2 separate regions of the Homo sapiens genome follow, and region 2 is linked to region 1. Evidence: chromatin loops called from intact Hi-C (ENCODE). Cell type or tissue: heart left ventricle. All regions are shown on one strand. Links, peaks and the distances in the headings refer to the core of each region. The heading gives the core; the rest is flanking DNA.

Evidence for each region. Hi-C counts contacts between places; a loop is a spot of excess contacts. Peaks named below come from ENCODE experiments on the same cell type or tissue, not always from the same donor. Only the 100,000 strongest peaks of a DNase experiment are listed, where the experiment ranks them.
Region 2: a loop joins it to region 1, with 1.8 times the contacts of the local background. A loop is called at or near these places in 7 of 110 quality-filtered maps.

The regions. Positions count from the first base shown.
Region 1 is chr21:32,140,707-32,145,982 of GRCh38, forward strand. No RefSeq gene overlaps it. Among named protein-coding and RNA genes, the nearest start is that of LINC00159, 57 kb to the left of the region's middle. In heart left ventricle, for the core only: a CTCF peak has its summit at 3,169; a DNase peak (open chromatin) is centred at 3,125; H3K27ac peaks cover 240 bases.
Region 2 is chr21:31,863,598-31,868,873 of GRCh38, forward strand. No RefSeq gene overlaps it. Among named protein-coding and RNA genes, the nearest start is that of HUNK, 6.8 kb to the right of the region's middle. RefSeq lists a silencer at 2,684-2,823. In heart left ventricle, for the core only: CTCF peaks have their summits at 2,633 (motif pointing right) and 2,845; a DNase peak (open chromatin) is centred at 2,674.

The DNA.
Region 1 (5,276 bases), core at 862-4,861:
TGCTAAATGAAAACACATGACGGCCTGGTTGCTAAGTAATACAAGTAATGCATGTTGATGTAAACGGTGGTCGAGAGGTGGAGTTGGGGTGAGACACAAATGGGGACATGACCTTGAAGGCTCTGGAGAGTCTCCCAGGTGGGGGTGGGGGCTAAGTTCCCTCTCGCTTCTGTCTCGCTTTCAGATGCCCACCCTCACTCAAAAACATCATTAGGTTTGCAGCAATTACCCAAGGACTACACATCCTTTATTATTATTATTACGAAATACAGACAAGCAAAGGAGAAAATAAAAACCACCTTTAATCTCCACCCAGAGATACTTATTAATAACGGTTTGGCATGTATTTTTCCAGATGCAAAAATGAGATCATATTATCCATGTTGTTTTGTGGTCTGCTTTTGGCATTTAAAATATAATAAATATCCTTCCCTGTTGCAGAGAAGAACATACACCGTGATTTTTATGACACGATTCATTTACCCAGTCCTCTGTGATTGGCCATTTAGCTTGTTTCCAAGTTTTCCCAGTAAAAACAATGCTACAGTGTGCATTCTTATAGCTAGTTCTGGGAGCACTTTTTGAATTATTTTCTTAAACTGAATTCCAAGAACACAAGCATGATTGTAGAAGACCTCATCCTTCTAAGGGAGCCGTGACTTGAAGTAGGTTTAAGTTTCCTATAGAGGAAGAGCAGGCTTGGCTGTGCTTACATGTTGTTTCCAGCAATCTCTTGACAACTGCCGTGGTGGGTTATGGACTTAGAGCCTCACTCTAGAGGAATCCCTGACCTGCTAGGAGAGTATAATAGTGTGGAATCTCTGCTTTCATCTCTCCGGGGAAGATGGGCCTTGTCAGTTGCAATGGAGAGACCAGAAAAATGCAAAGATCAAGAGACTAGGTGAGTCCCAGCCATTTAGAAGAAGATGAGGTGAGAATACCCCAAATATTCCCTCTCTCTGCACTGCGAGAAGTGGGGAGTCTGAAGTTTTCTCCCTCTTTTTGCCATATTTTAAACTATGTCATCAGAGCTTGGTAAGGTTCCCTTAGGGGCCAGAAATGGCTCATTGGGAGGCCCCTCAGTTATTCAGAACTCACTGAAGCAGGGGTCTAGGAGAGGGGCAAGCACCTGGCTCCGGGCTTCATGGAGGAAGGAAGTGAACCCTAGGACTTCCTTCTGGACCATCCAGCCCAAGTCAGCAGGTCAGGAAAGAGCTAGACTCAGGGCAGAAGTCCTACCAGGAGTAAGGAACATGTCTTTGGCTTCCATCTTCCTTATTATTCTTTCAGATTCAAGGAGATGTGGCAGGTGGGCTGCAGCAGCCACCTCAGAGGGAAGGGCTCCCTAAAAAGGGGCTGGATCTCCACATCAACTCCAAAACTCTGCATCACCTAAGATGCTCCCACAGAGGTTCTCAGCCCCACCATGCATCCGGGTCACAGTGAGCAAATTTAAGGCACAGGTGCTTAGACCCCAGAGGTTCTGACTTAATAGGCCCAGGGAGAAGCCTCAATGTTGGTAAGACTTTAAAAGGCTTCGAAGCCACTGAGTAATTGCTTTAGATGGCAGGGAATGGTGTAAAGGTAACTCAGTGGGCTTTGGAATTGACTGATTGATCTGAGGGCCTGGATAATGGGAATAAAAATAAACAATAGTATGTACCTCTATAAAGTGGCTTCCACACAGTAGGTACTCGAATGGCAACTAAACATGATGAGCATTAATTATTTGCATGGCTGCACGAGGAAATATAAAAGGGAATGGAAGAACAGGTGGTGGGAGAATACAGCACAGTCACTCTTGCTTGTCAAATCTGACCTAAGAGTCTTGGCATCAAAAGAGAACTGGAACTATTTTTTTGCAGCAAACGAAAGGTAAAGGGCTAGTCTTAAATGTTGGCCCTGGGATCCAGAATTCCTATTTGTACCAATGTGCTGTGCAAATGGTTTACGGATGGAGTGGCCATTTAGCTTTATCTTGCCTTCCTGGCCTGCTGTTAGATTGGAGGGCTGGGGTCTGCCTTGTGTTAAAGATTATCTCCCTGGAGGGAATGTAATCTGCTATTAGTATGTCTTGTAGGTGGAGGCCAACTGCTTTCCCACAGTCTAAATCTGAATCCTGTTTACCCACCATTCTATTTAGTAACAGCCATTGGCCAAGGGGAAGAGAATGAAGGATTCCAAGACAGGCTTAAAGCTTTCAGTCTAAAATGAATAGGTGTTTCCTCCTGCAGGTTTAGGATGATCTCTTTGTGTAACTCACAAGGAGGCTAATCCAATTCCAGGTCTAAGGTCGTCACATCACCGCTTTTAAGGTCCCCTGAAAAGTCCACGGTAACTCAAGCAGTCTTTCTCCCTTAGATGCTTTATACTTCAAGATTCTGGTCTCTTGACTTTTTAATTGATCTTCACTTGGCACTTCATACTTGGAACACATCAGCTGGAAGGTTCTTTGTCCCCTCCCTGAGAAATTAACGATGTGTGGGGAAACTTTTAGATGCACCAGGGGAATGCTAATTAAAAGAGGCCTGCTCCGAGACCTTCCGCAAAACAATCATCCTTTGAATACGTGGCTGCTCACCCTGCCCCAATCTGTCTGCTTTGTACGTTTGGGTTTCATGTATTAAGAGTTGCTTAGTGTAGGACTCACTTTTGAACCTCCTTCAGGCTCCAAGATAAAGCCTTGAGCTGGGTCTGCAGGGAGCAGTGTGAGCCAGTTAGCATGTGGTGGTGACGGCCACAGCCTCTTGCTGGGCTCTAAATCATGGCTAAAACCCCAGAGCTAAAAGCATCACCCCTTTCTGGCACTTTCAATTGAAAAACCATGCTATATTTTTGTTTCCAATTATAGAAGGAGAAAAATAAAAGCATCTGGAACTCATTACTGTCCCTTTATTCCACGCCATAACTTTAAGAAAGCAAAATAAGCACTCTCACAAATGCACAGGAAAAGAGAGGAAGCAATGACTCCAGAACTAAGCCCTCACACCCCAGACCCCACTCCCCTGTGCATCTCTGTGCCCATATTGCAAACACATGGAGCGTGGGGTTTATGACGGAAATCTTGACAGCTCGCCGGCTCACAGGTCTCCGGCTCTTGCAAGGAGGAAGCTCAAGGGAGTCTGCAAGTCACCCGGCTGCTCAGGACACTGGCTCCCTCTGTCTGGCCGTTCCTAATGTGCAACACTTGACCCCAGCCCAAGAACTCAAGCCCAAAAAGGTCAGGCCTTCTCCCGAAACGTCTGCGTGGATGGCAAGGATCCTGGTTCCAGGAATCCAAGACTCCAGTGGATGATAGGAAGAACTCAACTTGCAAAAAAGGCAAGGTGGTATCTGCTTTCATGCCACACAGAAGAAGATTGACACATGACTCCTGGGGGTCTTGGGACCCAAACCTGAACTCCTTGGCATGCCACACAAGGGCCTTCCTGGTCTGCTCCTTGTTGCTGCCCTGGAATTGTTATCATTGTGCTCCCTGAGCACACTGTCCTCTCCCAGATGATAATTTCTTTCTCTAAACAAACCGTGAACAGCCTTGTCCTTGCCCAAACAGCTCCCCAGTCTTCAAAGCCCTTCCTCGACCCATTTCTATGCCTTTGCCCATGCCTGATAACATAGTTCATAAATAGTGCCTTCGTTCGAAAGGCACTCTAAATAGTTACTGACCTCTAACTCCATGCTCAGTGTAGTGGTGGGGTTGGGGCTCAGAAATACAATACCCCCAAACATGGCATCTTGGAAATTAAGAAAACAGCAGAAGCAGAAAGGTCATTCTCTGGCTTTTTTCCACCTTCCTGTGTAAGAGCTGGCCATAAAGGAATTCTCTCATCTACCTCTTCTGAAAGTAGGTCACAAGACCCTATGTGACAGGTGTCCTGCCCTATACCCAGAGGAAAGGAATGCTACACAGACAGGCCAAGAAGGATCTGAAAAAACAGGCCATGCTAATTCCCTTTAATTTATTATTATTAGGTCATACCCCTCTTATCTGATCATATTTCTACCTAACTGCCCATTCTTCATGAAACATAAGCATAAAAATACAGTTTTCCCTGGGTCTTTACTTGTTCATTTCTTTAAAAAAAAAAAAAAAAGCCTTTAGGAGACTGGGTTTTACTCTGTCACCCAGGCTGGAGTGCAGTGGTGTGATCATAGCTCACTGTAGCCTCAACTCTTGGACTCAAGTGATCTTCCTGCCTCAACCTCCCAAGTAGTTGAGACTACAGGTGTGTGCTGTCTCACCCAGCTAATTTTAAATGATTTTTTTTTTTTTAGAGACGGGATCTTGATGTGTTGCTCTGGCTGGTCTCAAACTCCTGGCCTCAAATGATCTTCCCAGAGTGTTGGGATTATAGGCTTGAGCCACCACATCTGGCCTAACTGTTCATTTCTGAAGACTCTCATGTCATGGGAAAGCTTGGTTAAATAAATTTGCTATGCTTTTATCTTGTTAATTTGTCTTTTGTTATGAGGCTGTCAGCCAAGGACCCCTTGATGGGTGAGGAAAAGATATTACTGTTTCTTTTTTTTTTTTTAGACGGAGTTTCGCTTTTGTTGCCCAGGCTGGAGTGCAATGGCATGATCTCAGCTCTCGCAACCTCCACCTCCCGGGCTCAAGCGATTCTCATGCCTCAGCCTCCCGAGTAGCTGGGATTACGGGCATGTGACACCTAGCCCAGCTAATTTTTGTATTATTAGTAAAGATGAGGTTTCTCCATGTTGGTCATGGCCTCGAACTCCTGACCTCAGGTAATCCACCCGCCTCGGCCTTCCATAGTTCTGGGATTACAGGTGTGAGCCACTGTGCCTGGCCGATATTAGCTTTTCTCGGCTGCAGTAGACACTAGAGCTACAGGAGAGAAAAAGACAGGGTCCTTGGCCTCAGAGAACCTAAAGGGGAGTGCACATTCAGTTTGGTTTATTTTTAGCCCGTGACTACGAGGTATCTGGCACTGTAGGGGTGTTTTGGTTTCCTATGGATGCTATAACAAACTTAATAGCTCAAAACAACCACAAATTTATTAGTTTACTATTCTGTTGTCCAGCACGAGTCTAGGCTAAAATTAAGGTGTCAGCAGGAGTGCATAACTTCCTGGAGGCTTTAGGAGAGAACTGGTTTCCTTGCCTTTTCCAGCTTCTAGAGACCATACTTTCCTTGGCTCCTGGCCACATCCTCCATCTTCAAAGCCAGTAAGAGCAATAGGGGCCTTTGCATACCACATCACTCTCTCACTGTCTCCCTCTTCTATTTCTAAAAACCCTTGTCCAAACCCTTG
Region 2 (5,276 bases), core at 737-4,736, 280 kb before region 1:
CAAAGTGCTGGGATTTCAGGCGTGAGCCACTGTGCCCAGCCTGGCCTGGTATGGTATTTTTTACTAAAACAGATGAATGTAGCCTTTAGGGGATGATATGTGGCCATTGTTCTGGTGAATGCGTTATTTTCCATCACTCTTGAAAGGAAAAAAACTGTTTGCATTCCCTTGACCAGACAATCGTATGTATTTAGTCTTCCCTCAGGTGGTGCTAACTCTCCTACCCTCTGTCATGTGTGATATATAGTCTGAAGAGAACTGGACCTCCTGGACATCCTGCAGAACGGCACCCTGGTCCACTGTATCATGCCTCATGTCAATCAGATATCAGATGGGTGAGCAAGATGCAGCAAGTGTACTGAAGGCCTTGGAAAGACACATGGGCTTCAGATCATGGGAGACAAACCCTAAGTTTCAGAGGCCCATCACATCAGTTGTAGAAGTCTGGTGTTCCAAGGCGCACTGGGGATAAATGTAAAGGATAAATTATTGCATCTCACACCTCCCACCATGAAGAAGGAAGCACAGTGCTGGTAGGTCCCATCGTTTCTGGAGGCGGCATATTCCATATCTGGGAATACTCTTCCTACCCATAGACTGGATTACATGGAAGGCTGCCTCCTGTAAGTAAGGCCCAGAGGAGGGCTCTGGAGTAGATCCAGGCTGCAGTGCAAACAGCCCTTCTGCTTGGGCTGAACAATCCAGCATGCCTTAGGTTACTAGTGATCTCAGAGGTAGGGAAAGGCCACCATGTTCAGTTTACAGAAAGTTCCACTGGGGAATCATGAAGGACTCCTAGGGCTCCGGAGCAACGCCATGCCATCTACAGTAGAAAATTTTACACTCTTCATTAAAGAGCTCCTGGTGTGCTGCTGCTGGACCACGGTAGAGATGAAGCAGCTGGACATGGGACACCAAGTGACCATATGCACCTCCAGAGGTGCCCCGCACAGGCTCATCAGGTTCTAAGGCTAGGTGGGCCCTGCAGTATCCAAGGCAAGACAGAAGTTCTGCATCCATGATCAAATATATCAGCAGGGCCTGAAGGCCCAAGCCAGCTACACTGGCAGCTAGCTCAGAATTCCAGAGCCCCCACCACTGTTGCACCAAGGGTACTCCCTCAACTCACACCTATGGCCACATTTGGAAGGGGAAATCCTTATGATCCACAGATGGAGGAAGAAAAAGTGAGCTTGGATCTTGGATGGCAAATGTGGACAAAAATGGACAGTGACTGCCCTACAGCTGTACTCAGGATGGGCCAGAAAGGCAACATCAAGGGGAAACCCTGATGGGTGGAGCTTCATTGGTGCACCAGGTCATCTACTTGGTTTAGATAAAGAATACGTATCTTCCCCCTTCCCTCCCTCCTTCCCTCCCTCCCTCCCTGCCTTGTTTCCCCTTCCTTTCTTCCTTCCTTCCCTTCTCCTCCTCCTTCTTCTTGTTCATCATCTACTGATCAATGTGTCTATTGATCTATTTTCTATTAATCACCTATCTAGGTGTCATCTATCTCTCTATCTCTTTATCCGTATCTACTAATTATCTATCATCCATTGGTCATTCATTATGTATCTGTCATGTATCATCCTTCTATCTATTGAATCTATCATCTGTTTCTATCAATCATCTATTTATCTATCATCTATTTATTGGTCTGTCTCTTTACTAATTATCTATTATTTGTTGGGCACAGTGACTCATGCCTGTAATCCCAGCACTTTGGGAGGCTGAGGAGGGAGGATGGCTTGAACTCAGCAGTTTGAGACCAGCCTGAGCAACATGGCGAAACCCCGCCTCTGCAAAAAAAAAACACACAAAAAATTAGCCGGGTGTCGTGGTGCATGCCGATAGTCCCAGCTGTTTGGGAGGCTGAGATGGGAGGATCACTTGAGCCCAGGAGATAGAGGCTGCTACAGTGAGCCGTGATGGCACCACTGCACTCTAGCCTGGGCAACAGAGCGAGACCCTAGCTAAAAAATCTATTATCTATCTATCTATCTATCTATCTATCTATCTATCTATCTATCATCTATCTATCTATCATCACTATCTTTCTACACACATGGACTCATTGGCAGTAGCAAATGGCTTGGGCAGTTGATCAGGGGCCTGGAAGGAGGGAAACTGGAAGGTGAGGGTTGAGGAGCAGGCCTAGAATAGTGGCACGCTCTGCATGGCAGTGGGCCCAAAGCCTGCAGATGTGTGTATCACATGCTAATGCTCAGCAGAAAGCCTCCGCCACGGAATGAAAAAGCCCCGGACAAACTGGTCTTTTGACCCATTCACTCTTTGCTTTATTTTAAATGTATCGTTTTCAGATTTATGTCCCAGACACTTTTCGCTCTGATGTAAGAATGCCGTGCTAAGAACAATAACCAAAATAGCTTCTATTTTCGTAGCATATGCCCATAATTTGCCTCATTTTACCCTGGCAGCAGTCCTGGGACTTAGGAATGACAGGGAGAAGTTCTTCCTTTCCAGATGGAGAAAGCGGATGCTTAGAGACAGTAAGAGCCCTGCCCAGGGCCACGGAGGCAGCTCTGGCCTCCGGTCCTGCATTCTCTTCCCGGTTTCTTGGGCCCCTCTGGGCTGCGGAGGGAAAGCAGAGCCGAGTTGACCAGCAGGGGGCGCCGGCCTCTTTTTGTCTACATCTGTCCACCTGGCTGTGCCAGGCAGGCTTCTGCAATCAGCACGCGTGCCCAGTTCTGTGACTGGTGAGTGGGCTCAGTTCCAGGGTGCCCTCCGCCTCACTGCATCTCCACCTGCTGGCCACACCGTAGACCATGCTCTGTTGTATGTGCTCACTTCTAAGTATCCCCAGACCCCTCGCTGCTGCAGGCTCTACTCAATCCCTACTAAGAAATGGACAGGAGTCAGCACCCAGCGAAAGGCTGTAAATAAGCCTCAGCGCTAACAATAACCTTTCCCTCCCTGCCATAATACAAATGTGGAGCTTGTCATCGAGGCTCCTCTTTGAGGCATGAATATTGATCTTTTGCCATATGTCTTTATGATGTGTGCTTTCTCCAGCAGGACCCGGTTTTGTTGCGTTTCTCCTTTCTGCCTTCTCATTTATTATGGTCGTCTGCTTCTGCAACGAGACTCCCTGTGAATTACAAATTTAGTCAACCACAATGAATTTGTGTTGAGCACTCCCCAGGAGCCAGGCACCATGCATAGTGGACTTAACCAAAGTCCCAGCCCTCATGGAGCAGACATTCTAGGGAAGGAGCCAGACAAAAAGCAAAACAAAGAGGGAAATGATGTAATTTGTCAGATGGCAATAAGTGCTGTGAAGGAAAATAAAGCAGGGAAGGGGATAAGGAGGTGGGGTGCAGGGGAGTGGGGCGTAGCCCAGGGGAAATTTGCATCAGAGAGAAAAGGTCAGAGAAAAGGCCCACAGAGAAGGTGACATTTGAGCAAAGACCGGAAGATGATGAGGAAGCCAGCTCTACAGATATTTCTTGGAATAATATTCCAAAAAAGTAAAAAGAGCCCACTGGGGGAGTGGGTCCCACACACAGGTCAGTGTGGCTGGAGGGCAGTGAATAGGAGGAAGTGAGATCAGAGACATGATGGGATGAGGGAAGAGAGATGAGCCCTGCAGGGTGGGATGCAGATTGTGCTGGGCCTGGCAGGGCCATAGGGATGATGTTGGTGTCAGTGTACGATGGGAAGCCACTTTCAAATGAGACATGCATACAAGGGGGAATGGTCCAGATCAGTATGTGTGATGGCCTCTTCCTATAGAATATTTAAAGTTCCATTCCTTCTCAATAGCCTCTATCAGGGATTTACAGGAAGAGACCACACATCAAGACGTCCTAAAGCCCTGGGCCCATCTGTAGTTGGGAGGTGGCAGGTACATTTTTCTTACTGAAATAGCCATTACATTCATCTTTTGGAGACCGATGGAGGTACAACTGTGATGAGTCCTGTGAGAAGCCATCAGCATCTTGTTTGAAGAATGCACCTTTTTCTTCTTGAATATCAGCTCAGTGGCTGCTGGGAAGCAGCTGCCGGAGGTTGGCCTGGTGTCACCATCCGTACACCATCATGCTGCAGTGCCACAACCACACAAAGCTCAGCAACTCCTTCCTCTCCCACATGGACAGATCAAGAGTTGAGATGAAGCTCCGCATTGCCATTGCTGCACATGTACAGTGTACCAGGCATGCATAGGTGTTGGGATACAAAGTCCCTCGCTTCATGGACATTAAATGAGAGAGAGAGAGAGAGAGAGAGAGAGAGAGAGAGAATAAACACATAAACAAGTGAATGCACATTCTTCTGTTAGCTAATGATGAATGACATGAAAAGTTGAGTGTGGTAGTTAGCGACCCTGGGACAGTCTGCCTGATTTCTGATTTTCTGATTGAGAGAGCAGAGCCCTGAATGAAGCAAGAAACTTCAGCAATGTTGAAGAAGTGTGTCATGAACTGAATGTTTGCATCCCCCTGGCCCAAGTTCATACATTGCAGCTGTGACCTCTGATGTGATGGTATTTGCAGGTGAGACCTTCGGAAGGCATTTAGGCTTAATAGAGAGCATGAAAGTGGGACCCTCATGATCCGATTGGTGTCCTTATAAGAAAAAGAAGAGACCAGGGCTGTGTGTCTTTCTGCCATGAGAGCACGTGGCGAGAGCACTCGTCTGTCAGCCGGGAGGACAGCCTTCATCAGGAACTGAATCTGCTAGCACTTTCGTTCTGGACTTCTCAGTCTCCATCATCACGTGAGTCAATTTCTCAGTCTCCATCATCATGTGAGTCAATTCCTTAGAGTAAATCTCTATATATGTATATCTGCTGGAACCTAAATCTTGGATTCCTCAGAACAATAAGAAAGAAATGTCTGGTGTTTAAACCGCCCAGTCTAGGTGTTTTGTTATGGCAGTCTGAGCAGACAAAGACACAGAGGTAAAGCCTTTGAAGCAGGGAAGAGCTTGGTGTCTGGCTCCCAGGAGGTGACAGTGAAGAGGTGGGCAGGGCCATATCATGACAAAGCGCTTGGGGAATCTTTTCTGCAGGGGTCTGTTGAACAGCTTTCGAGTGCAGGGAAGTGATATGATCTGATTCCCATTTTTTTTTTTTTTTGAGATGGAGTCTTGCTCTGTCGCCCAGGCTAGAGTGCAATGGCATGATCTTGGCTCACTGCAACCTCTGCCTCCAGGGTTCAAGCGATTCTCCCTGCCTCAGCCTCCCGAGTAGCTGGGATTACAGGTGCCTGCCACCACGCCCGGCTAATTTTTGTATTTTTAGTAGAGATGGGGTT